Linked DNA regions of Mus musculus: region 2 is linked to region 1. The links are chromatin loops, found by intact Hi-C in ENCODE. Cell type or tissue: left cerebral cortex. All regions are shown on one strand. Each heading gives the region's core, and the rest is flanking DNA. Links, peaks and the distances in the headings are about the cores only. Region 1 has its middle 70 kb from the start of Gm39957. Region 2 holds the start of Gm24221 (a small nucleolar RNA gene).

What was found. A loop is a pair of places that touch in the nucleus more often than their neighbours do. Peaks named below come from ENCODE experiments on the same cell type or tissue, not always from the same donor. Only the 100,000 strongest peaks of a DNase experiment are listed, where the experiment ranks them.
Region 2: a loop joins it to region 1, with 1.9 times the contacts of the local background. A loop is called at or near these places in 5 of 42 quality-filtered maps.

Annotation. Positions count from the first base shown.
Region 1 is chr2:148,313,952-148,329,587 of GRCm38, forward strand. No RefSeq gene overlaps it. Among named protein-coding and RNA genes, the nearest start is that of Gm39957, 70 kb to the right of the region's middle. In left cerebral cortex, for the core only: no CTCF peak of the experiment used is centred there; DNase peaks (open chromatin) are centred at 7,148 and 7,771; H3K27ac peaks cover 1,732 bases.
Region 2 is chr2:148,148,078-148,163,713 of GRCm38, forward strand. It overlaps Gm24221 (a small nucleolar RNA gene), which reads left to right and starts at 3,066; the gene lies at 3,066-3,385. In left cerebral cortex, for the core only: no CTCF peak of the experiment used is centred there; DNase peaks (open chromatin) are centred at 8,240, 11,238, 12,838 and 13,120; H3K27ac peaks cover 1,568 bases.

The DNA of each region.
Region 1 (15,636 bases), core at 4,019-12,018:
CCTCCTTTCCTCTCTATCTTTCCTTCTTTACTCTTCTTTCTTTCTTTCTTTCTTTCTTTCTTTCTTTCTCTCTCTCTCTCTCTCTTTCTTTCTTTTTTATATTTTTCAAAACCTACTTTTAATATGGGTTCTTAAATACTTTAACCTCTCTTCTAGCCCACCACCCACCAGAGGTAGTGGAAAGAAAAGGTTAATAAGGCAAACAAGGATCCAGACCTGTTTAGAAATAGTTCTTTGGAGCAAATTCAATCTGCATTGTAAGGATAGTAGCAGTTCACTTCACATGAATTAGCAGCATCAGTTTGATCCACTTGCAAACATCATTCATGAATCAGCAATGGAAGGTCAATCCAGAAGAAAACTTAAGATCTTGAAATTCCTTCTAGTGGAGAAGCAGAGTATAATTTCAGGATTTTCTATGATGCTATGACACAACCTGAGTTGCTCTCCCTAACACCTCTACCCTGTTAGGTGTAAGCGAACAGGTACGTCTTATCATTAGCATCTCTATGGTCAGGCACTCACAGATCACCTAAACCAAGAGTGACATGGTTGTCATAAGCAGGGAGATCAGGAAGATTCTGAATTGGGAGAGTGGCAGAGAAAATGGGCAAATGCTAGCAAGGTAAACCAACACTTTGAAAACAAACAAAAACAAGCCAAACACTACTAAAAACCAAGTCCCCTGAAAAGCAATCAAAATGGGATCTTTAAACTGGGTCCTCTGAAAACAAAATATCCAAGTCAAGGGCAAAAAGCAGCTCAGAATAAACTAGTTGCCATCAACAAAACTAAGGATAGTAGTAGCCCCTGAGAGAATTCCCCAACATCCATGTGGGAATGTGACACTGGACACCTGGAAACAAAGAATCCCTGCTAGGATCTCCTACCAATCTGGGTGACTCCTCTTGTCAAAGCAATTGTCCTTGGTAATGCACATTGAGTGTCAAAGCTGTTAGTGCAAAAGCAAGGTGTCACCTTAAAGGGAATAAAAGATAGTGTCTTCTAAAGCCAAATATGAATACTATAGGAGCCTGAAAATATGAGTTCAGATCACTCTAAATATATTTCAGTGCTACAGTTTCATGATGCTAATATGTCCCTCAAAGGCTGCGCTTAGCTAGGAATTAGGGTCCAAAGTTTAATCTCAGAAATTGGGAGGTAAAGATGAAAATGGATCTCTGTGAGATGGAGACCATCCTGGTCTACACAGCAAGTTCCAGGCCAGCCAGGGCTACATAGTAAGATCTCATCTCAAAAATAATTTCTAAGATAATTAAATCATTCTAGCTGATAGTCACAATGATGTTGGGTCAAACATAAAGTCAGCAATTGAATGGCTATTGTAAGGACTAACAATGACTCAAGACCTGACTCAGATCTTATTCTTCTGACTAGTAATCAGCATTCTACCACTTCTATTCCTGGCTTTACAAGCAGTTGATTATGAGGGAGAGGTCTATCTTCAATGCCCTCCAATGTTGTTAATATCCATTTACCAGATCAGACATACCACATTTGAGGAGTCCTTTTACAGCCTCCTTGTCTCATTGACAAAAGAATTTTAAAAGTGTGCTCAGAAGGGAACTCAAAAACAGTATTACTGAAGTCAGAGAGAGAACACAATGGAGTAGGCAAAGGTTGACTTCTCAACAGTGGCTGGAAGGAAGGACAACGAGGTGGGTTGGGACGGGACAGACATGCTTTCTAAAGTTAGATAGATGACAAGGAAGTGGTGAAGGAGAGAGGCATGGTGGTGATGTATGTACAGTCCCAGAACTTTAGAGAGAGAGGCATGAAGATCATGAGCTCAAGGTCATCCTTGGTTGCATAGTGAGTTTGAGACCAGCTTGGGCTATATGAGACCCTGACAAGAAAGAAAGAACAAAAGAACATAATGAAAGAAAGGAAAGAAGAAGGGAAAGAAGGAGGGAGAGAGGGAGGAAAGAAAGAAAGGAAGAAAGAAAGAAAGAAAGGAAGAAAGAAAGAAAGAAAGAAAGAAAGAAAGAAAGAAAGAAAGAAAGAAAGGGGAGAGAGAAAGAGAGAGAGAGAGAAAGAGAGAGAGAGAAAGAAAGAGAGAGAGAGAGAAAGGAAGGAAGGAAGGAAGGAAGGAAGGAAGGAAGGAAGGAAGGAAGGAAGGAAGGAAGGAAGGAAGGGAAAGGAGGAAAAGAAATTGACCAAGCTGTCTTACAATAAACATTGACAACAGCTGTATTGGCTTGCATGCAGTCTTCAGAGAGACAGGAGAATGTTTGGGTGTCAGGGTGAGCAGGCTAAAATGATATTGGCTGGAGTCCAGGAAGGGGTGCTGGAAAGAGGAGAAAGAGCAGGACTTTTATAATTGGAATTCAGAAACCCTGTACTGAGTGGGGGATAGCTTCAGAGGATATATGTAAAGGGAGAGGCTGTTCCATTTTCTTTTCAAGTCTTCAATTTTATTTTCTACCTTCTGGCCAGTCTTCCTTAGGTTGTGAAATAGAAATTTCTCCTTGACAGGAAATCTCTTTCATCATTGTGAGAAACTCCTGCTGTCTACATTAAGAGGTTACAGTGGACCACGGAGCAAGCTATTTGTGAGAGGGAGCTTCTGGCTACCAATCATGCTGTTTATATCAGAGGATGTCACCATACTGATAGTCAAATAAATGTTCCATGCGGGGAACCCACCCCTCCGACACAGAAGGCACCCACTGTGAATATGTGAAAGGATGCCATTAGGCATGGGTCAGGACATCTGTACCAGAGAATGCTGACTGTGTCTTCAAAATATAATAAAAAAGCAGAGGCTCTCTTTTACATTAAGGAGTTCACAATTCCTGTTAGGACTGTTATAAATTCCTTTCCTTGTGCTGTAATAAAGCTCTGAGCAAGAACAACTCAGGGAAGGAAAGAATTTATTTGGCTTACAGGATAGAAGCCCATTACCCAGGAAGGCCAAACTGAAGCAGAGATTGTGCATAAATGATGACTCATGGCTTGCTTTCCATGGATTGATTAGCTTGCTATCTTATACAACTTAGGACCAGCTAGTCAGGAGTGGTACTCACAGTGGGTTGGATCCTCCCATATCAATGATTAGATCCACAGGCTAATCTGATGGAGGCAATTCCTAAATTGAAGTTCCCTCTTCCCAGGTGACTCTAAGTTGTAGCAAGTTGAGAAAAACTGAGACAAATCACAACTTTCCTGCTAAGAAAAGCATTATTGGATCATATGTCAAAAATTACACTGTCTATAGTTAGAAACAAGATTAAATGTTACATTTTATAGTATATGATTTATGCTAATGTTCATTAGTTTATATAATAATCATAATGGGGCTGGAAAGATGGTTCAGTAAATTAACATCTGCTATCAACGCTGTATTCTGAGTTTAATTTCAAGGCCCACATGATAGATGCAAAAGACTGATGCCCACAAGTTGTTCTCTGACTGCCACATGTGTACTACACATGTGCACATCCATACATGCATATGTGCACACACAATAGATAAATTAATAAAAGTTAAAAATAATCATACACAACATTGAATCATTTAAGAATGAAAATTAGAATCATACTTATAATTTACACTAATAGATTTTTAATAAATCCCAAAAGCCTACATTCAGAAATAGCAATAATAATAATTCAGGCATATCAATCACACTCCACACTTCCAAAAGGAAGCCACTCCTGTGCTAGAGATTCAACAGGGCCTTTATTGACTAGTTAGCTCTCTGATCATAGAGAGTTGGAATGTTATAAATCCAGAGCTGAATTCTCAGGCTGTCCTTAGTTTTACTAGCCATCCTTGCCTTGCCTTTATCTGTCTCTCCTGACATCCTTGAGTCTATCAGAGAAAACATCAGGCTCTACTAACAGACTCCAAGCTTCCACAAACTTAGATGCAAACATTGTTATCAGGTAGCATCTGAAGACCACAGTGTGTGTACAATTTCACATTAAAAGATGCTATTCCAGGCAACATGAGTATGGTCATTCATATTTGATTCAAGGGACATTTTCAGAAGTTTTTGTACATATAATTTTTGTACATTTATGACCCAAGGTCAATGGGTGTCATATTAAAGACATTCACATCCTTAAAATGAAATAACAAAATCAGATGTTCATTGCTTAATTAATCTTTACTTAACAAACAATTACTTAGTAAACAGTTTCTGGAGGTTTTTCTAACTTGTTTTATTCATGTTCTGTTTGTTTGTTTGTGGGCAGAGAAATTGCTTTTTCAATTTTATACATTTTTTAATGTAAAATTAACCCAAACTCTAACATCAGCAATATTTCTAATGGGGGAATAAAAGAATATGGATGGTTGTGGTGGTTTGAATAGGTATAGCCCCGGCCTAGACTCATGGATCTGAATTCTTGGTCCACAGGAAACAGCACTACTAGGAGGTATGGCCTTGTTGGAGTCACTGTGAGGGCAGGCTTTGAAGTCTCAGATGCTTAAGCTACACCCAGTGTGGCACACAGTCTTTGTCTGCTGCCTGCTAATCCAAATGTAGAATTCTTAAGTCCTTCTCTAGCACCATGTCTACCTGCAAGCTGCCATGCTTCCCTCCATAATGAAAATGGACTAAACCTCTGAAACTGTAAGCCAGCACCAATTAAATGTTTTTCTTTATAAGAGTTGCTATGTAAATGAAGAAAATATCTAATAAAAATTTTTTTAAAAAAGAGTTACTATGGTCATGGTGTCTCTTTACAGCAATAAAACTCGAAGACAATGATCAAAATATATTATATAGAAAAGTCTTTTTAATTAAAAAATAAAATTATAATAAAAATGTGGTCAGTATTAAATAATTTTTCAGGCTTTCATTCTATTGCTAGAGCAGTAAGACTTGCCCATTTTTTTTTTAAGTTTCTAGAAGAAAAGACTTTCTTCCTTGTTAGAGTGATATAAAGAGACCGGGACTGGAGCAATTGCAGATATTTTATTGCCACGAGTCAAACATGGCCAAAATATTTAAAAGAAATCACAACCTGCATGCCAGGGGTGAAATAAAGGCAAATTCTGGAGAAACGAGAGGACAACTAAAGAGCAAAACAAAAATGAGACAAAGGTGGAAAAGTGGGATTTTTTTTTGATTGATCTAAAGCTTATAATTTTTTAAAAATTACATTTTTATTTAATTTTTAACTACTTTTAAACTGCATTTATTTTTAAGTTGCATATAAAATACATTTACTGCACAGAGAAACTTCCTTGTCTGGTTTTGGTGATAGAAATTCCTAAAGGGTAAACAGTTCCATTACTTGTGTTACTGTTGCTAATATAAGAGAGCATGTCTGCCAGCAAAGGCCTTTATGCTCTCAGGACCACGTGCATGGAAATATACTGCATATTGAGTTGATCTAAACTTCATAAAAGAGGCAAATTGGACAGTGGTCATGTTAATAGTGACTTTCCCCTAAGTATGATTTTAATAATTAATCTGAGAGAGCATTCTATCATATCACTGTGCTATTAAGCCCACTGATATTATACCACTAGAATATAGCAGACTGCTTGAGTTTCTTTTGCCTCCCATTAGCAAGATACGGGCAGAAGCCACAATCAAATAAATAGCCAAATTCCAAACAGATTACACATATATGTATAACATTTTATACAATATTTATATTATAAAATCTTTGATTATATTTCCCCCAACTACTCCCAAATCTTCCACTTCCCTACCCACCCAACTTCATTCTCCCTCTCCCTCCCCCTCACTCTCCCCCTCCTTCTTCCCCTTTCCCTCCCTCTCCCCCTCCCTCTCCCTCTCCTCTTCCCTCTTCCTCTCTCTCTTTCTCTTAAAAAATAGGAAGAACAACAAAAGAAAACAAAATAGAAAAATACTAGAATGTAAAGTATACATGCATGCATGTACACATCACACACAGACACACCATCAACTTGGAGTCTATTTTGTGTCAGCCAACTACTTCTGGGCATAGGGCCTGTCCTGGAGTGTGGTTGATAGACCCAGTGGCACTCAATTGAAAAAACTGATTTTTCCCCCCTATTCTAGCAGATATCAATTACAAACAGCTTCTGGGTTAGGGATGGGTCTTTCATCCACTTTCTCTCTCAGGGCTGGGAGTTTGTTTGGTTTGAACATGTGCGAGTCTTGTAAGCATAATCTCTTTTAGTTTATGTGTGCATCCGTCCTGTTTTGTCTGGAAGACACTATTTCCTCGGAGTCATCTGCCACGTCTGGCTCTTAATGATCTCCCCACCTTTGCTTTCGCATAGATATTCACACTTTGATGGGAGTGAGAGACACACACTGCACATTGCCCAGTTGTGTGTCTCTTTATTAATCACCATAAGCTTCCAGAAGTGTTTCTGCTGAGTGATTATTAGTTGCTGATCTATGGTTACAGCACCATGTCACTAGGAATCATTTTATTGTTATGAACATTTAGCAGATCTAGCTAGCCTCAGGTTCTTTGCCACTTCAAAATTGTTTTGGATGGGTTCCATCTCATGGAACATGTCTTAAACCCAGTATTTTAAAAATGTGATTGGTTAAGCCTTTGACATTTGTGGCAGTATTTTACCAGTAAATCTTACAAGATTGTAGGTCACAGGGTTTACAGCTGGATAAAATTGGTTACTTTTTTCCTCTGGTAGCATGCATAGTACCTTCCAGAGCCATGAATGATAGTCAGTAAGGATAAAGCTTCTAGTTGGATACCAGCTCAATTTTTTTCATATTCAATGACACAAGTAAGTTTTGTTTTCAGCAGTAAAGCCTGACCATGGCTGACCATGATTTTGAAGTACTGATGAGAGTAAAGAATGTTTCTATATACCAGCGACATAAAATTGCCTGGGTGAAAAAAATTAAATTTCACTAATTCCAACATTAATATGCTATCTACATTGGGTAAGTTTCTACATAGATAAAAGTGAAGTGGGTTTCCTCCAAATTTACGTCCCCCTGCACCAGAAAGCAAGTCTACATAGCAACAGCATTCTTTTGGAATAAGTTATGTAAAGTAGATTCATGTGGGTTTTATATTTTTCATATAAGCAGCTCGAAAAGACAGAACACACTGAAGAAGAGGCTGCAGCATTAACAGCTTGTGGAACTTTCTCTTTCAGATTTCATTTTAAAATGCATTGTTCTACCTGCCTCCTTCTCAAGAGAGAAAGCAAAACATATCATGCTGGCTTGTGTTTCTTCCAGCTGGTCTCTTAGAGTGGATGCCAATGTGAAATCTATGAAAGCAGAAGGGTATTTTATAACTTAAGCAAAGAGTAGAAATAGCCAATAAATTACTTATATTGAAACCATGTTCAAAAAGCAATCAGGAAGGAGTCTGGAGGAATCTGGAGTCCATGTGCATGCATATGATGAGAGGAAAGAACATTTTTGGAAAAAGAAAGTTTCTAGTCCAGCCTGCATTTCTCAGTAGGGCATTGACTTCAAAAATCAAAATGAGTGTTTCTGGTGTCTTGTGCTCTTGCCTAAGTAGCAAAGCCACTCAAGCTCTATAATAAAAAGGAGCTGGCTGAGCCTTGTTGACATTTTCTGATCTCAAATGAGGCATCCAATTATCTTATTAGATTATTAAATGGGTTCTCGTGGAGGGTCTGGATGCCTCAGCCAAGTAATTTGAGCATCAAGGTCAAGTTGGAGAAAGGAGCACAAAGTGTTCCCCTTTAAAGTGTTTCTAAACCCTTCTCTCCTGCAAGAAAGAAAGTAGGTAGTACCACAGAATCTTTTTCTCCCTCTGCTCTAACCCAAACCTTCTAGCTCAATGGTGTCTCCTCTTCTGGGAGTTTGGCTGTGATACGAAAGTCCCAGCTATAGATAGTAGTATTTAGATTCTCAGAACCTATGTAAAATCCAGGCAGAGTCACACAGATATCCGCACTCCCAGCACTCCTATAAAGAGAAGGAAGGCAGAGAAAGGAGATTCTCTAGTTAGCCTGATATACATATCGACAAACAAGATGGGCAGCAAATAAATGAAACTCAAGGCTCTTCTTTGAACTCTACACACATAAAGTTGTACTGCTCAATCTGTCTTTGGGATGTTTGCTTTGCTTAATAAAGTTCTGCATAAACTGTATGCATTTCAGTCAAGAGATGAATTCTTTTCTTCAGGATGACAACATTCAACACCCCCATTATCTTCCCATGTGGCAGAGAGGAAGTACTTAGTCCTTTCCTTGTTTTTATGATGCTATCATGATAGAGTTATCAACTTTGTAGCTTATCTAATGCTAGCACCCAAAGTACCTCCCCAGAAGCCTCTCTTCAATTATCACCCTGTTATGGATTGGGGCTTCCATATAAAACTTCATGGAGCACAAAACTTTAATTCATAACAGCCACATGCTCTCTTCAAAGGTCTGTTATATCTTCCATTAATATGGACTGGTGGGTAAAATTCGGTATCAGTTTCACTAGATTAGTTGATATTTAGGCAAACAGGGATGGTGTTGGTTCTGGGTAGATCTGAAAGGATAAGTCCTAGGTGAGGTGTGGGGTACACTGGTTGGTAAGGATTTGCCTTCATCAAGGGTGGCACCATCCAGTTGGCTGAAGACTAATAAAGAACTAGGTGATAGGATAAAGCTTCATTCACTGTCTGTTTCCTGGAGCCATGGCACCATTTTCTTCTTACCCTTAGACTTTAAAACAGATTCTGTGCCCTTAGGGACTGGGGACTTGTACCTATGCCCACCCCTCATTCTGAAGTTCTCAGCCTAAGAGTAACATCTTTGGTTTCTTGGGTTCTGAAATCTTTGAACTTGGAGTGATCCACACTAAAAGTGCTCCTAGTCTCCTCCAGCTCTTTAGAAGACAGACTATAGGATTTCTCAGCCTCCACAACTAAGTGGGCCAATTCTCTTAACAAATCTACTCTCACCTGTCTGTCTGTCCATCTATCCATATATCTGTCTATTCATCTGTCTGTCTGTCCATCCATCTGTCCATCCATCCATCCATGCATGCATCCATCCATTATCTAAGTCTCTTTGTCTCTTTCTCTGTCTGTCTCTGTCTCTGTCTCTCTGTGTCCTATCTCTCTCTCTCTCTCTCTCTCTCTCTCTCTCTCTCTCTCTCTCTCTCTGACTCCATCTGTTTCTTTCTGTTTCTCTGTGTTTCTGTCTGTTTCTGTCTGTCACTCTCTGTCTCTGTCTCTCTGTCTGTCTGTCTTTCTCTCCTCTTACTGGTTTCTTTATCTGGAGATCATTGGCTACCATGGCACTTCATGTATATGGTGTTCTGTTTTGTTTTTCTGCAGTGCTTGGAATTGAACCCAGAGCCTTGTTCATGCTAGTCAATTACTCTCCCATTGAGCTACATTTTGATCCTATGTACTTACTGTGGAATAACTTGTACCAGACAGTAAGTAGCTCTGCCTACTTATACCACCAACTATTGGTTACATTTATGCTTTCCAAATGAATAAAATGTAATTCCTTTTTGGAATAATGTAATAGTATTTCACTATTTTATTTAGAAAAGCAAAGTCAGAAAGAAGACAACAAAGGCTGTTTTTAATTCCTTGGTCCTGGGAGAACTGTTGTTATTAGTTGGTAGACAAATAGCTTTCTAAAGATCTCTGTAAGTTTATTGATCTACATGTACCTAAACATGGACTTTTACATAAAAGGCATCCAGTAAACATGATTTTACCCTATCTTGTGGCAACTTTTTCAACCCCAAATCTTTCCTCAGTACTAAGGCTGTACATTCTTGCGGGCATCACAGTAATTGTCACGGTTTCCTTTCTATCCCTGTGATAAACACCATGACCAAAATCAACTTGGGGAAGACAGCGCTTATGTCAACATATAGTTTACAACCCATCATGATGGGAAGTCAGAGCGGGAGCTCCAGGTACCTATGAAGCACAGAACATAGAGAAATGCTGATTATTGGTTTACTCCGTTTGTTTTCTTGTACATTATAGGACCACCAAACAACAGATGCAACCACTCACAGTGGGCAGAGCCCTCCCAAATCTATCATGATACCTCACGGGCTTAGCTACAGGCTAATCTGGTGGAGGTATTTAATTTTCAACTGAGAGTCCCTCTTCTCAGATTTGACTCCAGATTGTATCAAACTGACAAAAGAACTGACTGGCACAGTGACTACAGTGGGCATGTGAGAGCAATTGTTCCAGTGCCTTCCTCCATTGGTAGCTGCTTTACCTCTTGCTGAGAGGAGCAGCAGCTTGCCTGAAAAGCTCAACGCCTTCCTAATCCACTCCTGAGATGAAGGGTCTGGACTGTGTGGTGGTTGGTTTTGGTTGATAGCTGTATGGATGGTTAGAGAATTAGTAAAGCACACTCGGGAGAGTGTCTTGTGGGTGTCTCTAGAGATGACTGGCATGTAAGTTATCAGACTGAGTGGAGAAGTTTCATCCTGAACACATATGACATCATTCGATAGTCTAGGAGCCATGATGGAATGCAAAAGAGGAAAAATGAGAAAACTGTGTGTCCACCGGATGCACTGCCTTGCGCATATTCATGTCTTACTACTGAGGATGCTACACTGCAGATTCTTCAGCCTTTGAACATGAACCTGCATAAGTGGCTCTCCAGGTGGCTTTCAGGCCTTCAGTATCAGACTGAGAATTTATCTTTGGTCCTGAGCTGCTTCCTATTCCTCTTGCCCCTCAGCTTACAGGCAGCCACAATAGGTTCTATGACCCCAGCTCCTATCTCCTCTTTCACCTCTGTATTCTACTGGGTGCGATCCTCTAAAGAACCATGACTTGTGCAGATGGAGAAGGATGAACACATTTCACATGTTACAGAGGTCACTGACTTTATCTACAACCCTGAGGGAACCCACTTTCCCACAACCACCTCAGCTGTACATCTTATTCATCTTTGCGATCTTTTATAACTCAAATACTCAAACTCCTTTTTTGCTTGGGGGTCTTTTGTATGGTTTTTTAGGGGTAAGGTTGGAAAGGTTACTTACGTATCTAGGCTATCCTCAGACTTAGAATTCTCTGCTTCAGCCTTCCAAGTCCAGGAATTACAGACAGGCAACAGCATACCTGTATTGTTTTTATGCAGGTAAGTTAAGCACATTTTTTTCATGGATCTCTTGAATATCCAGGCTTACAGTTTTTAAAGCACACAATCTATTGTGAAAATAGGAGTGTATAGGCACTAGGTCAATTGTTCTCAACCATTCCCGACCCCCACAGGAGTTACCAAGGACATCTTGCATATCAAATGTTTGCATTACTATTCACACCAGTAGCAAATTTACAGTTATGAAGTAGCAACAATATAACACAAGGAACTGCATTAAAGGGTCACAGCTTTAGGGAGGTTGAGAAATACTGGACTGAGTAGTTATCAGTGGGAGCACCTTTTAAAATAGGCTCTGAGCTAGTGAATTGCCAATCTTTTCACAACATATAAAGAGTGAGATCAGGAGAAATATATCTTATGCATTTCTGCAGATGTGTGCCATCTCTCTTCTGAGGTACTCGGTGTTCTCAGTTCACATCCCTACCTCAGTTATACTGCCTGCACAAGACGGATAATAGGACACACTTGTGCTCCTCTCCCCTGAATATTAGTGTTAGTCACATCCTGGTTAGAAACCAGAAATCTTGATTGCACAACCCAAAACTTTTTTTCGCCAGATTCAAGTTGGGCTGTCAGGGCTTACATAGCATCTGGGTTTCTACTGAGAAACTTCACTCAGGGTACCAATCCTCCTGAGGTCAGCTCTTTGCATCACATTCATTTTCTCTCTCTCTTAAAATGTCACTTTCCTCCCTCAATGCTGGTAATCACACCCAGGACCTTGCTTTTAAGTGTTCCACTACAAAGCCAAATCTCCACTTTATATTTTATTTAAAAGATAATTAGAAAATGATACAAGTCTTGGTTTGCACATAGAGATGGAAAGACATGAGTTTCTTGCCCTTGGGAAAACCAGAATGTACTCATCAATACCACACTGTCTTATTTTCTACATCTGTTTCCTCTTGTGTATCTCTCTGGATGCGAATGCAGAGAGCTTGTGTCCCCACTTCCCGGATAGAGAAGCAGCAACTCAAGTGACAGGCGGTGACATTTACATGGTAGATTTAGATCAAATGGAGTCACGCTGACATCTGGTGCAGAATTCCCCTGCAGCTATGTGCCAAGGAAATAATGTGTGCTGCTGACTGTCTTTTCTGTGCTGCTGCTTGCATCCAAGGTTACCCCCTGACCCAATCAATGAAAGAAGCCACAACCCCACATAGCCTATGGCTGACCCCAGCCTTCTCTTAGTCCATTCCACAAGGACTTTGTGAAATCTACCCACATCTCAGTTTTAAAAACCATGATTAAGGAGTGCCATCAGCCAAAAGCTTATTCTTACTCAGGGCAGGGGGCAGCTACAGTTCTGTCTTCTTCCCACTATATTTTTGGTCAATGGAGTTGGGTGATGAGGCAAATTAAATATCTGATCAATAAATCTTGCAGTGACCCCAAGGCCATTATTCAACTCTCTTGTTTAATAAATACAGATTCATGTCAGAACTTAACTGTGTAATTGCTGGCCAATCAATAAATATTTGCCTAGGGGTAGTGTGGGGAATAGATGAGGCCACTGAAGGATATGAGACGCCTCATTTTTAAGGAGCTCATAACCCAGGCAGGAAGGAAAATCATCACCACATGAAAAGGCCACCACCACACACAGTGTGAACATCTGTACTTGATTGAGGGGAGAAAACTGCTTTCCCCCCAGAGTGGGACTCTGCTGGAAATGCTATAAACATCTTCAGTGAATCGATTCCCACCACTGCAAGGACTGTTGTTTTCCCTTAACCCACAGGAAATTCAATAAATAAAAGAGACTTTAACTGGGATCAGGAAAAAGACAGGGTTTTTTTGTGTCAGTTCAGGGAGAACGGGATGGCACAGAGCTGACCTCAGGAAGAGGACTGGTGCCCTGAGTGAACTTGGTCTTGCAGCAGAAACCCAGATGTAAGTAGTAAGCCTGTCAGCCTGACTTGAATCTGGAAAAGAATTTTTTTGAGTAGTGCAATCAAGTGAGCATCTAACAGTAATTGGTATATTTAAAAACAACACCCACATGTTTGTGCGGGTATGCGCGTGCACGCGTGCGCATACCCTCCCCCCCCCCCACACACCACAAGAAAGAAGGCTTGAAAATGCCCCTCAGAGGCTCCTCAGGGACATACACAGGGATATTCCACAAGAGCAGAAACTCAGAGTCTGCTATTGTCCTGCTGAAATTTGGGAGTAGAACCCACTATGTCTCTATTTTTGCTCAGCATATTAAACTTAGTATGTAACAAGCAAGTCAAAAACTTTGAGAATACTTCCATTCTGAATGATGCATGTGTGGGAGGAAGATTCCCACAAGGGAGGAAATGACCACTGCTATGAATTTCTTTGGCTCTATGCAAAAGTCAAATGAGGATAGTCAACAGTAACTAGTCGTATGTAGAGATACAGGACAGTAGTTCTCAACTGTGATGATTTTTCTCCTCCAAAGGGCATTTCACAATGCCTGGAGACATTTTTGGATATCTTAACTGGAAAGAGTAAGAGGCTACTGGCACCCAGTTGAAAGAGAGCAGAGAGAGACATTTCTGAGCAACCTGTACTATACAGCCAGCCTCCTGTTATAAATATTCATACTGACCAAATGGTCAGTAGGATCCAAGCTCAGAAACCCTTCTCTACAGTTATTTGAGTAGAATTTAAACTATTTCCATGCCAGAGAATACCATATGGAATGCAGCAAGAATTCTTAGTCTGCCAGGGATATAGATGGTTTGAAGGATTCCTCACATTTTTAAATCTATTTCTGTACCCCAGCAATCATCTGAGGTGGATCATAAAACCCAATAGAGAGACTCTGTGGTATTGTTGATTATAGAAAACCATTCAGTCATCATGAGAATGATACAGCATGTGAGACTAGCCCAAGCTTCATCCCACAGTCTCAGCATGTGAGAAGCACTCTGTCTGCGGTTCTGGCATGTGCAAAGTGATTCTTGATTCCCCTGCATTACACTTAACGCATAAGGGCATGGGCAGCAACCACAGACAATGTTTCAGCAGAGTGTCATGGAAGGAGAGATGGACGAATGGGACCATGCCTTCAGGGAAACATAGCTTTACAAGTGTATGAAGGGTTAATGAATGTTAAAAGTTAAAATAACTAAAGAAATCGAAAATGAACATGTATCAAAGGTTTTATTCAGCTGTTCAATTAGGGAAGGAACTAGTAAGATTCCATCAGAGTCTGAGGCAAACCCCAATAAACACCAAAAGTACTTAAGCTGGTAAATCAGGGTTTCTAGAACAAATGTATAAATAATACCAAACCGGCATTTTCTGCAGAGTTCAGAGAAGGGAGTTTCAAAGTCCTTATTTAAGACAGAAATTGTGTATCCATGGATAAATGTCTTTCTTGGTATTTTAAGTTATCAACAACTTAGTTGCTAAGTAACTCAAAGACAATGAATGGTTCAGAGCCCAGGAGAGCCAGACAAACAGGAAGATATGTTTAGATGATACTTGTATTCTGTAGAAGATATCCCAAAAGGTTTGGTCCATATCAAAGTTCTTGGCAGTTTTCCTTACAGAAGCTTTTGTTATTGCTGCTTCTGGGGCTATTATGATGTGGTTTTCCTGGTTGGAATAAAGGAGAAAATTTGGCACATCAGGAAGAGATCAGAGAATTGATGGGGTAAAGCTTTCTGAATGTGTAAGACATCGGAAGATTCAGTAAGAAAGTAGAGTTAGCAATATGGCTCTGACATGGTAACTGCTCCTGCTTAGAAGTGATCTCACTGTAGAGTGGTATGTCTCCAGGATATGCTGTTCCTGGATCCCAAGGTGACTATAGGTTTAGTACAATATGTAGAAAGGGGACAAACAGTCACCTTTTCAAGAATAGGACATTGTAAAAAAAAAAAAAGAAAGAAAGAAAGAAACAAAACAAAACAAACAAACAAACAACTCTGGCAGCTAGATATCTTAGTTACTCTATTTTTTGTGCCTTTAGCCTTCAGCAGAGATAAGACAAATTAGGTATCATCAGATGTTATACAAGCACTTATGAAATGATTAACAAGTGACATGGCAAACAGGCTCCAAGCCAAAGCAAAGGAGACAGACAAAACATGAAGGCAGAGACAGGAGAATTTAATCGTGCTTTGGTTGCCCTGAGTCCCCAAGCAAGGAGTAAATGCTTTTCAGCAGAAGCCACTTCTAAGGACTTGTTACAGTTCCTCGGGGAAATACAAAAGGAGGAAACAGACTGAGGATAAAATGCAGAAAATGGATGTTAGACTTGTTAGTGATGCCAGGAAAAGTTAAATGGTCACCCTTAGAGATTAGGAAAAGATAATAAGATAGGGATATTTGCTGAAATGAGATTGGAATCAGTGAAGGCCAGCTGTGATACATGTGAACAACTTTACAATACAGCCAGAGTCACTGGCAAAGGGACAGACAGTTCAAGGAACACAACAGAAAAACAGACACAGACCCACAGAAAGGAAGGCACAAAAATCAGCTCCAATAAAGACAGTTTAAATAAAAGTTTTAGAGTGATTGGACAAAATAATGACTTCATCCCCTTGATGGAAATTAACATGTATCACAGAC
Region 2 (15,636 bases), core at 5,197-13,196, 160 kb before region 1:
TGAGGGACATTTGGGTTCTTTCCAGCTTCTGGCTATTATAAATAAGGCTGCTATGAACATAGTAGAGCATGCGTCCTTATTACAAGTTGGAACATCTTCTGGGTATATGCCCAGGAGAGGTATCCTTTGTACTCTTGACTGCTGAGCCATCTCACCAGAAATGGTTGGTTTTATATGGTGACAGATTATTTCTTTGCCCAAGCCCTTACTAGGCCTCTACTGTGACCTGTAAGGACTTGAACAAACACTATTTCTAACAGCTTAGCCATGTTTCCCAATTCCACCCTCTCTAGAGCACATGGACTGCCAAGATGGTGTCCTGCTTGAGCCAGCCTTCCCTGAGTGTAGAGCTCCATCTGCAGTCCCAGTAACCAGGGAAGCCAGAATCTTAGCCCTGGTGACAGGCTGCTGGTAGATACTGCAGGCTTAGTCACAGCTGCTGACTCTTAGCTACATCTCACTTATCTGAGTCCCCTGCAGCCTGTTCTCCATTCTCCTCCTTCCTCTCTCCTTATTTTCTCTATTGCAAGCAGATTTCTCCTTTGCACAAATTGAATATGAGCTCATTTACACTGACTCCTTCTGGTTGCAGTAGACCTGACTGACCTCACTCTGCCATCTAGTGATGGGGGATGTGTTTTTTTTTTTTTTTTATGTGCTCACTGGCCACACTTCTTTTCTGTTTATTTTACTTTGCATATTTATTTTTTGTTTATTAGGTTGGGCTATCTTCCTGAGTGTTCTTGTGTGTATAAATGTTTTTCCCTGTATTGAGAACATATCATTCTCAGAGAACCAGATGCATTAGTTAGGACCACACAGTTGAAAAATTAAAGAACATAAATTAAACATAAGGCAGTTGCAAGATAATGAATGTCCTTGGAGAATTTAGAAAGGGTGGGATCATGCATGGGGCCTCTTCAGAGGAGGCCTAATCCCTGGGAAGAACAAGAATAGGGAAAATGTAATAAAAACAGAAATTCCATAGAGGGAATGTGTATGGTAAGGAATAGATCATTTGCCTATATGTGCTAGGCTATGGGTTCTGTGCCCAGCACTACCAAGGGGAAAAAAGACATAGCAATGTAGAAGAAAGGATGGAATCTTTAAGATAATTGGAAGGTTTCTGTGAAGTCGTGCATCTGTGGATGCCAAGAAAAAGAGTGCAAACCAGAGTATGTGAAATTGTGGATAGAGTAGCTATTGTGAAGAACATTGGAAGGCAGAATGCAAAACAACCCTAGTTTATTTGGTGTGTTTTACATGATTAGGGAACTCTCTATGTGTCTCTAAAATAGCTTTTGCTGTACAAATTGAGAATGGTTGCTTCTGTGACTTTATTATATTATCACTCTGATGAGGCCCATTCTTATGCACCCACTGTAATAGTCCTGTGAGTCTGAAGCTGCCATCAGTGTTGAGGCTTCTCAAGGACTTGCTTTGCTGGGTGGGGAACATCCTGCCTGGGGGAACTTGCCTTTCCTGAAGGAAAAGTGAGGTGTCCCAAGCGGAAGGAAAAGACATTCAGAACTAGGGAAGTTGTCCACTCCCAGGAATGATGGGGGAGGGATGGCTAGGGAGTAGCCTGGAAAGGTTCAGAAGGGGACAGTCCCAAGCTACCAGGTCATTGTGGCCACTGTTATTCAGGACAATGCAAGCTTCAACTTGGCCTACCCTCATTCTCATGCAGATCTGTAGTCATATCCATGAGCCATCATGGAATAGTCCATCTTGGGAGGAGATGAGAGTTGGTGTGCTGGAACCCAGACCAGAGTGCTGCAGAATGAGTCTCAGCCATATACGTTCATGCTTGGCTTAGGGAAGGAGCTCTGTAAACATGTGATGCTGTTCATCTTTCCAGGTTGTGTAACAGGTGGACATGAGCCAGGTCCTTCTGCATGCAGGATTTTCTTTGCCAGGGATGCTTCACTCCTGGAATATACAGCACTCAGTTCCAAGAGCTCATTGCGGCCATATTTTCTGCTTCCTTAGACCAGTGATCATCTCTCAAGTGAAGAGGCAAGGTTTGTCTAGGGATGCCTAGAGTGAGTTGCTGGCCTGTTGAAAGCACTGAATGTTGTGAGCTTCATGTTGACAGAGGATAAGCAATTATGCCTAAAGACCACAAGACACTTGAACTTTCATGAAGTAGATTTTAGAAATATCCATTCACATAATTCACTAAAGCATCTTATGGCCTACTGGGCCAGATAAATTTTACTTTATGCTGTTTGGGGTGTATTTACAGACTTTATTCTACCTTATATTTTTCTAGTCAAAGAAGTATGTAGGGAAACTATGTTAAAGTTTTTCCTTTGCCTAGATTAGTCTAATCATTGCTTACTTAGCTTTTCCTTATTTTTCTACAAACCCTTACAAGACACTCCCATGGGCCAGAAGCAGCGCTCCTCTCTGGAGGCTCAAGACAGAGGTCTCTGAAGGCAGGACCATCTTGTGAGAGGGATGATACCCAATAGGGCATCACATTAGGCGCTAGCTGATTTATTAATTCCACTTCTGTCTGGAATGTTGAATGCCTCGCCCCCACCCCCCAAGTGACAGATCTTTCATCTTCACATGGTAGAGGGCAAAGGACAAAGAGGCAAAGATGGTACCAATTTCATTCACGGGAGCACAGATTTGATGTCTGAGTCACCTCTTAAGGTCTCATTTCTTAGTACTCAGACAAAGAAACTAAAGTTCAACATGGGTTTGGGATGCAATAAGCACTAAAACCATAGCAGACACCTCAGCTCTTTGTAAAGACCTTTAATTTGATGCTGCAAACGTTAGGTGGAAACTCAATTTTCACATATAGACAAAAGCAAAGGAACGGGTCCAGGTGAGTTTGTGGGTTTAGCATGTATCAAGTGTTTGGAATGAGAATGTAGCAAAAGTTTGGAAAGGAATATTTTTCCTGATTGAGGAGACAGCAGGAACTGGGTTTGTTTTCAGTAGAGAATTTAGCTCCATCAAGTGTTCAGACTTTGACAGGAACAATGTATGCATGTATTAGTTTTATAACCAAAAATAAACTTAGCTTAGACATTTCCATTTTGGGAAAAACTAAAAGCAGAATCAAAATTAGTGTTTTACAAAATTTGTATTACAAGCCAAATAAGAGAATTACCTTACCAGGTCTGTAAATCTTGGTAGGGACAGAGCTATGTGCATCTACTGCAAGTTATGTGCAGACCAGCAAACATTTTCCTACTAGGAACCATCTCACTCAATTGAGGTGATTCCTCAGTTGCCATGGAGAAGTTGTAAATTGGAATGGAAGTCGAAACAGGCCATACTCAAGTTACCAGGGTCACTGGTCTCAAAGGACTTGGCTGTGTCATAGCCACTGACAGATGAAGTGTGCATATTTGGTCTCATGGCTGCAAGAAAAAATAGATTGCACACATTTGGATTAAGTTTTTCAGTTAACATATAAAACAATAGGTCTGGAACTGTTAGACTCAAATCTGCACACAATCAAATTGTAGCCTTTGAGGCAAAGCTTGCCACATCTGGAGGCAAAAGCACTGGTCCATTTAAACAGCTTGCCTCTCTGCTCTCTGTATATGTGGCTGACAGACCTTTGTTTTCTGTGTCCCATCCATCTGCTGTTCTTGAAGAAAAACTCATTCCCCAAATCACCCTCAATGGGAAGCAAGCCATTTTACTCTAAGGCCATTTCTGCCCTATAAGTTCTGTAAGTTTAGCTGGTCTACAGCTGCCTACATCCAGTTGTGAGATCTTTTTCCTTTGAATTGAATGGACTCTGAGAGGCAGAATCTGGGAGATTTGCATTTCTAGTGGGAACAGTTTGTTTAGTTTCATTGTCGCCCTCACAGACTTGGTCATCAGTGAAAGTTCCTGCAGCTCTTGTTTGACGATGCTGACACTTAGCAGGGAGGATGATGATTGTATCTTCCGGAGTGTCATGAGATGAGGTCCCAGAGGGACTCACTCCCTGCAGAATGCTCTGAGAAAACGAGGAAGACCTGGCTGCACTGAGGCCACCAGGCTTTGTGGGTGTCAACTTCCAGCTTGTTCTGGGATTCTGCTCAGCAGATAACATGTGTGCACCTCCCACATTTACATAAATACACACATATTTAAACGCAGAAACACACTTTCTGCTCTATTGTTGGCCTTTTTCATTATTTTTATTGATAGTGCTGGACATTCTGTCTAGTATTCCATGAGTGCTCAATAAATATTTCTGAAAGAATAAATAAAGACACAACGGAATGGCTTTCCCAACTTTCCCAGGGAAACAAAGCAACAACAGTATCTTCATCATGTTACTGTGGTACCCTAAATTTTCCATAAAGCAAGAGCGTTAGTGCTGCAGCTTTCTGTGTGTGCATGTGTGTGAACACATTTATGTGAAATGCTTTTTAGCTTTATGAAAAATCACATAGTAGATGCGAATGAGCATGCCAAGTTGGGCAGAGAAAAACCCATAAAGTCTCAACTCTGAAGAAAGAATTATAGGTAAATCAGAAAATCTGGGAGCAAAAAATGATTTTCTCCAAGGGAGAGTACACCAATTGGCTGTGCAGTGCCAAGCAGTCAGCCCTGAAAACATACATGCAAGTAACATCATATGGGCTGTGCAGGTTGTATTTAGGAATATATGTATATATACAAATATATATATATATATATATATATATATATATATATGTGTGTGTGTGTGTGTGTGTGTGTGTGTATGTATACATGTCATTCACATATATGTATATATGAGAATAATTGATGAAAAAGAGGCCATGAATTTGAAGAAGAGAAGGGAGGGATGTATGAGAGGATTTGGAGGGAAGATAGGGAAGGGAAAGATATTGTAAATAAATTAGAACTTCAAAAATTAGCAAAATGACATCATTTATCAGTGGCAAAGTGGAAGAATGATGCTAAATGAAATAAGCCAGATATGGAAGTCAGACTGTGCATCTCATTTGTATGGAATCTAAAATAGTCAAATTCATAGAGTGAGTGGGAACCAGGGATGGTGAGGAGGATGGGGAGATGAGCATCAATGGGTTTGACATGTCAGTTAAACAAGGATTTCTGAGATCTGTCATACAGCAGAGTTATTATAATTAATTATAGTGCATTTGTATTTATGACTTTTGCATGATTGTTACAAAAATACTCAAGAACCACAATCTAATAGAAGAATATGTTCTTTTTTGACGATGGTATCAAAATTCAGTCTATGATCACTTGGTTCCATGATGTTGGATAGAACATCTTGAGGTAGGACCATGAAGTGAGACTTTTTTTCATATCAGGTAGACAGAAAGCTGAGAAAGACACACAGAAGAACAGCAAGGCAGGACCACGATTTAGGCTCCAAGGATCTGTCCACAATGACCCACTTCCTCCATTAAGTTTCTTCCTCTTAAAAGTTTCCAAAACCTCTTAAGTCAGCCCCTCAAGCTAGGGGACAAGCACCTAACAGGCGGGTCTATAGGGGATATCTCATATTTAAACCATAACAAAATTATGTATTTCAAAATAGCTGAGAAAATGTCAAATTCATGAGAAGCCTGACTTCCAATGAAGATCAGGTAGGGTGCTAAAAGTGGCTACAGGCTCCTTAGTACTCAAAGCAGACTCCACTATTTGCAGAGGACCAAGCCTTAATGCCATTCCCACACTTGAGCTTGTTGATCCAGAGAGGGAAAAGCTAGTTTTTAATGATAGCATTGCTTTTGTACATATGAATGGGCAGTTTCTATTTTCTCCTAAAACTAGAGTGGTTTAGAAATGTAGACCGATAATGATCAGTCTAAAGAGATAAGTGATCTCAGTGCCCAGATGTCAAGATAGCTTCTTAGTATGGGACATGGCAGCCATTGCTCCAAAGTCCAGGGGTTTCTCCTTGGCATCCCATCACCCTTTTCTCCCTGGAAAGGCATTTGCAATTCTGGACAGGCACATGGGTTGTCTTCTAAAGAAGGAATGTGTTCCCTGGCCAGACGCCATGGCTTACTTGATGTGTGTATTACGTTGAACATCACAGGGAACAAATAAAACTTTTATGAAAGTGTCTATAGAACAGGAATGCTGAAAGCCTCACTTATGTTTCACAGGTGCCAAACATTAGCCTGCATTCTTGCCAGCACTGAAGTGCCGATTGAAATGGTGTGGTAGTCAGCTTTCTGTGACTGTGACAAAATACCGTAAATAATCAGCTTGAAAGAAGAAAGGTTTATTTTGGCTCCCAGGACTTCTCAGCACCAGATTGGATGGCCCCATTGCTCTGGGATTGTAAGAAGTCAGTACAGTAAAGCTAGGCTTCCTCCAGCTCAGTGGTTCTCAACCTGTGGGTCATGACCCCTTTGTATAAGTAACATATCAGATATCCTGCATATCAGATATTATGGTTTATAACATTATCAAAATTACAGTTATAAAATAGCGACGAAGATATGTTTATGGTTGGAAGTCAACACAACATATAGACCTGTGTTGAGGGGTTCACAGCATTAGGAAGGTTGAGAACCATTGGCTTAGCTGAATCAGTGTGCTGTAGGTTTACTAAGGGACTCCATCCCAGAAAGCAAAGTGGTTAGTGAATAAATGACAGACTGGGGACCATGTCTTTATCATATGGGTCTTTTGGGGAAGTGGTGACAGTCATTCAAACAATAGCCAACAAACAGAGCTTTTGTATCCTGTTACTTTGTGCAAACCACCTCAGGAAATCTGATGTCTTGAATCAGCCTCAGTTCCTCAATTTCTTTGCTATTGTTTCCCCACTTCCACTGTGCTTGATGCCTACTGAAGTGATGCTCAGAGACTGGGCATCGTGTTTTATCTTACAGGACACTAACAGAAATAGAAGAAGAACACTTCTCAAATGTTTCCCCTACCTCAACCTCTTCAAGGACACCGCGGTCAGTGAAAATGATATGGATACCGTACCATCTGGGCCTCCTGCTCTGATTTATGAAGAGAGGGCCAAGGATATGTGCTGGTCACTTGTGTGGGAAGTGATGGTGGGAACTGCACTGGAGTTTTCTGATGTGTCTACATGTATCTGTCACTGATATGTCAGCTCTACCCTCATCTCCAAAGCTACAATTACTCCCACATGAAAAGTATCATGGACATTGTAGTATAAGAGAGTTCAGTGGGAGTACGAGGACCTGAGTTCAGACCCACAGCCCCCATGTAAAAATCTAAGTGTGGTGACACATGCCTGTTAACCGTGCACTGGGGAGATAGAGATGGAAATCCCCAGGGTTCATCAACCAGCCAGGCTAGCTGAATCAGTGAGCTTCAAGGCTAATGTGAGACTCTATCTCAAAACATAAAGTAGAATATAAAGATAGAGTCTAGCAAGCATGCTATGGACTGGATCATTGCCCCAGCTCTTTGCTGAGACTTCTTAGCCATTCTGGATAAACAGACACTGACTCTTGGAATAAGTCATGGGCTAAAACTTTGAGTGACAAGGACATCTGAGGATTCTTTGTGGAGCTAAAACATGCGGGCTGTAGTGTTTCTGCTAGAAGCAGGTATTGATCATGGCATGGTGGAATCTTTCTGGAAACTTCTTTGTAAGTTTCTTACCTTTAATTCGGCTGACACAGTATGGAGAAAACTGTTCCTGACAGGGGTCTTAAAAGTTCTAGTTCTCATAAGGACCTATCTCCTGCTATTCTTTAGAATCCTTATGACAATTTTAAATTTCAAAGCTACCCACACAGATGACAAAGGACTTTGAGGTGACATGATGATGACTTCCAAGCACATCTACAGATTTCTTGAAAGAGACTGAACTTGATTCTTCCTTCCTGAGTGTGGACTGAACTCAGTGACTGGCTGGACACAAAATGAGGCCTATATGGCGGTGTCATTTCTAAAGCTAGGTCAGAAAAAGATGCTGCTTTCTGATTTACTCTGTCCCTTGTATAGGCTGATGTTCCAAGAAAGAAAGAAAGAAATGTTTTACCTATGCTAAATATTCCACAATGCTGCTTGACCGATTAAGACTTCTGACTTGTGTTAAGTAGGAATGCTGCAGGTCTATAGCCAATTTATCTTGGATTGTCTTTAGCTCCAATGTATTTGAAAAAATGCTGTGATTTATGAATTTATCTTGTCCTATAACTGCAAAAACTTCATGAATCCATTTCCACATTAGAATGTGGCATGTAAGGACAACCTGAATCTGTTCTTTGGCTCTGATTACTGTCATTTGGCTCCAGAACAAATTCTTATTCCTTTTGAGCTGAGAGCTGTGTTTCGTATTGACATAGTCTTGGACCGTTCCCAGGAGGGGAAGCCTGCTGCCTTGTTGGAAGACTGTCTGGTATTCCTCTGGAGAAGTCCACATAGCCTACAGGTAAGAGTCAACTTTAGACCACTTCCAGAAGCCCAGCAACTGCATCCTTCCTAGATCTCCATGAGAGTCCTCAAGCCAGTGACCAGCTGAGTCATGTTCAAATTTTTTACCCTCAGAAACTGAGCATGATAGTAAATGTTTGTCTGTTTTATGTTCTAAATTTCAGGGCAGTGTTTTCTCCCAAATTAGACAGCTAATACATAGTGAACAATACAGATATCCCAGCCTGAGGCCACGATACCTCAAAGTTGTTAGATGGGTGGCTGTGGTCCGGGTCTAGAAACACAACTTTTCAACCTTCTTTTTTCATGCGTTCAGAATGTTCCACACAGAATGAACATGTTGCATGTGAAAATCTGAACTGCAAGATGCGCTAATGTTTAAAACTCTTTGAGAATGGACATGGTGACACAATTTGAAAAGTTCTCACCTTCAAGTGTCAAAGGCTCCATTAAAATATCGTTGCATTGTATTGCATAAAACTACCTTCAGCCTATGTATATAAATACATAGGAAAAAGAAATGAATTTTGTGTTTGGACAAGAGTTCCACCCTCAGTATATTTCATTACATATGTGTGAGTATTTCACAATATGAGAAAAAATTTCAATTCAGAGAAACTTCTGGATAAAGGATATTCAAGCTCTGTCATACTCCTCTGACTCACTTCGGACTGATGCTTATCTCATAGCCTGTCTTCAATTGATAGAGCCGCTTCGCCTGGATCCAGGGCATCACTGCGGCATCACCTATGTGGTGAACATTCCCATGTCCATTTCAGCTTATGACATCATCCTGTGCTGCTGAGGCCTTTGCAAAGTGAGACCAGACTCTTTTAAAGAGGCTTGCCTGACTAACCATAGCTCTTTTCTTCTTATTACTGAGGGCTGTGTGTCTCCTCAAGCCTTGCTCTTCCAGTGTTTTTGCGCTGATACAGCCAGCTGGAGAAGAGCAGAGACAGGCAACTATGATAACCTCAGACACTTGCTTTCCCAGGATGTTCTTCTATGAGGCTTCTAAAAGTCTTTTGTGAATTACCGTAGTGGGGTGCCACTGCACTAGAGATGCTTAAAATCCCAAAATCTTAGTAGACAGTTGGAATCAGCTAGGACCCTTGGTATATAAAAGAAGCAATCAGCTGGACTGTGAAAGACTTGGCTGAAACGCTACTCTGAAGTGTAAGCCATTGTTCTGTATGAAACAGCCATTTGATGCTGAGCCTGAAATAGGGAGAACAGTGCCATTGCCTGTCTCCCAGCAGGGTGAACATATAAGACGTGGTATCGACTTTCCTCTAGTGGGTAGGACTCACATACAATTAGAAACTGCTAAGTTACCCCTGCAATGGTCATGCCACTGGTGCTTATGGGTACATCTTGCTGGCAGGCCAGTGGAGCACACAGGGTCCACAGCTGTTTCACAAGGCCCATGATGGGAATGTCTTGGGCCCTAGGAGAGAACCTAACATAGATGTTTTACTAAAGCTGACGTGCTGTCAAATGCCTCCTGAATATTTATGCTTTGATTTATGGCTTAGAGATGCTCTCAGACTTGATCAGAGATGCTTCTTTTAGCATGGGCTGTGATAAGTGTAGAGGCCGATGACTTGCTAAAGTGATAAGAATAAATGACTTGAGTGCTCAAAAGCCAGTTATTTGTATTGTTCCTTCTAAGGCTCAGGGTACTTGAGGGAAGAGCGCTTGGGAAGAATGTAAGAGTAGGAGGATGGGGAGGCGTGCAGTGAGATGCTATCTGGTCAGGATATTGCTGTTAAACACATGGACTCACAGCAGCAGCAGCCATAGTTACCTATGCAATCCCTGCAAAAGACAGGGCCAAATCAATAATCCATCACACATGGGGGCTTCATGAAGGCTCCCCTCTCTCTTGAGACGTTATTAGGCAGTTAATGGTTGCTAGGGAGTCATTCCTCGGTGGTGTAGCCTCTAGTAACTTTCCCTGCTTAAGTGAATAATCCTGACTCATGCAAGTAACCTTAATTAAAGCGATCACGTGCATGCATATGTATACAGACACAGACACAGACTTTCTGTCTGTCTGTCTGTCTGTCTGTCTGTCTGTCTGTCTGTCTCTCTCTCTCTCTCTCTCTCACACACACAACATGTGAGAAAGTCATTTGTTGGGGTGAAGAGGTTCAGTGGGAGTGAGAAGGGGACTGAGATATGATAGTGGCAAGACATGGTCAAAGTACCTTGTACATGTGTATATGTGCATATATGAAAATATGAAAGAATTAAAACAAAGAAGGCATGGTATGGTATCAAGTCTAACAATGCTTCAGGCATGTAATTCCAGTACTCAGGAGGCTGAGACAGGAGGATCATAAGTTTAAGGCCACTGTGAAACCTTGTCTCAAACAAGCAAGAGAACAAACAAACAAAAAATAGAGACATAATATGGGGACATGAACTTCACCACCCATAATCCCCAAACCCCAAACCCCAGGGGCTACTAAGCAGCATGAAGCTTCCAAGCACCCCTTTCCGAGGAAGAATGCCACACTCCCCTGAACTTTCTCTTCTTTCAGCACCTCCCCTCCAGTGCCATGGCAGACCTCTCCACAGGTTAGAAACCTTTGTACAAATGTGTCAAAGGTAAAGAATTTTGTCTGGACCCTGGCAAGCCTTCGTGCTTTGATGCCTCAGAGGATGATAAAAGTCAGGCTTCAGAGACAGACAGCCTTGTTTATGGAGAAAGTTTTAAAGAGAGGTGGCGTTTAGATAGTGTTTCATGGGGTTATTCCAGGAATTTTCCCTCCTTTGTTGTTTTTGGTTGCATGTCTGAGAGATGAGGGCTTAAAAATAAAGCCCCGACATCATCCCAGACACTAAATCTGGAGCGCCCAGCTGTGTTCTCAGCTGTACTGAAAGAATGAGGGATTTTTCTGTCTCAAGGTCACTTGTGGCTTCATTATTAAACTAGCAAGAAGAGTGGGATGAAGCCAAGGGAGCAAGGCCTTGAACTGCAGCAGCTGTGGCTCCCATTGTAATAGTTTTAAAGGTTTTTGCGACTGCCAGAATACTTTAATTTGATTGCCCCACATTACCCTCCGGATGTGGGGTGCTGATGTGTGCTCCTGAACACGCCAAGCCACTGTGTGAATCTCCTCACTCCTCCGACTCCTTGATCCTTCTGGCCCCACAGACCCAAGGCCAACCACCCTGTGTCTTCTTTCCTGGGTGGCAGCATCTTGCTGAGTATTCTTTCTTGGTTCCAATCATGTATTCTCACTTAGACTGAATGCTTCAATGCTGCACAAGTCACTGCTTGCCACACGCCACAGATCCTCATCTTTATACTGCATGTGGATGACTCAAAAAGGCACCTTTCCCATGCAGTAGAAGCTTATGGAGAAGAGATTTTCATTTAGCTCTTCTTTCAGCCACCTCACCTATTGTGTTACCTCCCAAAGCCATTGGCTTTTCCTAGGCTCCTCACTATGGAAGAATCACGGTGTCTGCCATTGCCCATGTCCAACCCATTCGGACCCCCCGAAGTTCTGCTTTATCCACTGCCTCTCGATATAGACAGACACAGGGACACAGATTACATCATCATTTGCCTTCCCTGTGTCTCCCTGAAAAGATCAGCTAACCCAGCCCATAGAGGTGAACGAGATCATGTCTATGTCTCACAGAGCAATGTCTCCAAGACAAAAGAACAAGACATACAAAAATGAACCTCTCTTCCTCCTGGTCCTTCCTGTCCTCAAAGGCCATCCTGAGTCCAGACTTTCTCTACTCACCCACAGAGCAGCTGCTGCTTTTGTCTTAGCCTCCTTCACCTTCTCACACCATCTTGCTGCTCTGGAGCTCTGAGAACAGGTAGATTCCAAGCTACTGAGCAGGCAGTATGTAAGAGAGAGACACAGTTACTGAACTTGCTGCATGCACATTAGGTACAAGCCATGTCATAAACCTGGGGAAGAGGTCAGTCTTTTTTTTCTGCTCTTTACAATGATTAGTGCCCATCAACCTTCTGTCTTAACTCCTAAACATCCCAGAAGTCCCTTGTCTCCTTTGCATTTATGCATCCTTACTTTCATACTTCCATTGGCATTATCCACTTAGATTGTTGTCAGATACAGGATACAAAACGTTGCTCAGCTTTCAGGTCATCCACAGGCACATACACAAAAGATTCTTTCTGAGATACAAGATGAGCCTCATCTCTCTATTTAGAACATTCCACTGCCTCCAACCTTGTCCTGAACGTTAGAATCTATGTACTCATAGGATGAAGGCTTTTAGGATGTACTTTTCCAGTAATGTCTCTGGTGCCCTGTTCTCTACCTCTCTTTTATACACCTGCAGTAGCTTCTGCTTTCAATTCCCAGGTAGCATATCAGCATGATATCATCCATGAGCAAGAGCAGATGCTCTGACAATCTCACAATGTGGTAGAGGCTTTTTTTTTGCTAAGCATTTAGGACAGCTGTCTTAGTGTGAGTCCTGTGGCTATAGGTTCTGATACAAGGATTTAGGTGTGAAGTGCATTTGGAGGACTAGCCAGGAAGTTCTAGGAAGTTAATGCAGAAGTGAGGCAAGATGATCAGGTAGTCACAGGGAAGGTAAGGATGCTATCTATCTCTGGTGTGTGTGTGTGTGTGTGTATGTGTGTGTGTGTGTGTGTGTGTGTGTGTGTGTGTGCGCGCGCGCGCGCGCGCGTGTGTACGCATTTAAATCTCTAGAATGTCACGCACCAGGCTGCTGTGAAGTGAATCTGGAAGGCATGCAGAGCTGTGGGAGGGCTTCTAAGCATGAATGCTGCAATTGGGGAATTGTAAAAGAGAGCAGCTCAGACATACTCTACTTCAGGCTTATGAAAGGGACAGAAATACAGTCTTCCGCCTGTATTTCTGAGGGGCTGGCTTCAGGACCTCATCAGATACCCAAATCTTTGGGCCAGAATTTAAATTCCCAGTCTATGGGAGTTATCTCATTCAAATAACACACTGGGGAATCTGTGAAGTGATGGCGATCACTGCAGGATGTTGTTTAATGTCACTCTATCCATTTAGCATGTGAGGAACTTCAAAGTCAAGGTTTGCTTTTGAAATTTTTTTAAATGAATGTTTTGATCCACAGCTGTTTGATCCAGGAATCCCTGAATGTGACAGGCAGGCTAAGGCAAGAGAAAGCAATGGGTGTCAGAGTAGAAGTCTCATGTTCAGAAGATCACAAAAAGGAAGTGCTGGGGTTTCTGAGTTAAGAGCAGGAATCCAACCAAATGCATGATTGCCTACAGGAAAACAATGAATGCATCATAGGCAGTGGATAAGTCACTGGCAGGTGTTGAGAGCCATTCCTCCTGTCTCTAAGATCAGATTCTCCAGGAGATCTGGAGCCCTTGGGTAACTTAGATAAACAGAAGTCTGCATGCTAACAGGTTTTAGCTGCATTTGCTAATGTTACAGGGTCTTCAACTTCCACTAGCTTCCAGTTAAGCACTCTAAATGCCACTGGCATTGTCACAAAGAAGTCATTATCCCGACCCTGGGAACCTTCCCCTCAAAGAAGAGGGGCCTCAAGTCTAATTAGAAAGTATTTGACTACAGCACAATAGTCATACCACTATTGCACCAAAGGCAAGTTAGTGATGGAGGATGCAGGCTCCAGCCTTGGGTAATAACAGTGATTTCTTTTCTTCCTCAGGAGTCTGCCTGCATAGCACCTTCTGGTGCTACAAAAGCTAGCCAGCAGGGAAGAACTTTCTGAGCCGTTAGAAACTGATTTCTCTATGTGCTGGTAGTCTAATTTCCAGCTTGAGAAATTATGCAGAACATCTTCCAAGTCTTCTTGGAGCCACCAAACAAATTTAGTTCAGTCTTGGAGTGAGTGCCAAGACAGGAAACCTAAGAAGAGAATAATTCCACCCACTGACAAATCTTAGGGGTTATGGGCTAAGATGTTGGAGCTCGGGAACTGGGGCAACCCGGGTCACCAAAGCCAGCAGGTTCTAGCTGTGGCTGGAGCTGCTGTGGTGAACTCTGGCTGCTTCAGAATTCCTCCTCCCTTGGCTTCTGTCCTCTCTGTCAGAATGGACAGAGAAGGCCAAGTGAGAAGCAGAGAGCAGCCCTGTCTACATGGCTGAGAGATGCTAAGCTCACTGACCACAAGTCAACCAGCACCTTATGTAGAAGGTACCATGGGATGACTCTAGCATTGTCTTCCAATCTAGCTTTCTGCTGAAGGGCATAATGCCCTTGCTTGCACAAAGACCTCTGGATAGCACAGTTTCTTTGGTTAGTTAAGTCTCATTGGTTGCCGTATGAATTAAACTGATGTAATGAAATTCATGATTTGCATGAGCCCAGATGCCTGCACCATGTGAGTTGATTATAATACACAAACAGAAAAAAAGGAAATCCATCAAATGTAGAAGCAGTTGTTACCACAGGCTGAGGGTGAGCCAGATCCTTCTGTTCAGTGGAGTGAGAGAACTTATTGATTTCTGGGCTCAGTTGGACATGCTGATCCAAATACTCAATTAATTGACTCTGAGTATTAAAATAATGAGGACTGAGAGAAGGAGGAGGGTGATTTTCATAAAACACAGAATTGTCCCAACTCTCCTTAGTGGGTGAGAATGGGGAAAGGGTTTTTAGTCATTTTTTTTCTTTAGTAGTCCATTAAAAAAATAAATCATGCATAAGGATCACACTGATTTTTAACGTGATACTGGATTTATTATTTCGATCGAAGCTCCTAACATCTGTTTTGTGACACTCAGGGTATAGCCATGGCAGATTGTGTTCTTAAACTCACACAGTTAAGAGGAGTTGGGTCACACACTAGGATCTGGATGTCCTGGAGTTAGGTCCTTCTCCTGCTTGTCTTTGTACTCTCAAGTCCTGGAATGGAAACTCAGGACACTCCAAAGGGAGATAGCAAGGCAGACTTGGCATGCCTCAAGGAAAGGTGGTACATCATGATGCAGGACAAAGTTAAGAGTGACCTTGAAGAGACTAGTCTGCACAAGTGAGAGTCAGACTACAGAAATGACACAGCTTCTGGGACAGACTCCATTTCTGATTCCAGACATCCGGGCACCTTCCCCGCCAGAGGAGAGGGGTCCACTTGGAAGGGCTCTGACCACCAGAGCAGGTGAGAAAGCCATGTTTTGTCCCATGTCCCTCAAAGACCAGTCTGTGCAGGTGAGCGTGCACACTGCAGAGGCAACACATCTTCTAGGACAGGCTCTGTTTCGGGCCTTCATCTTCAGCCAGGAGGCAGGTCTGAATGCCAGATATCTGTGCACCT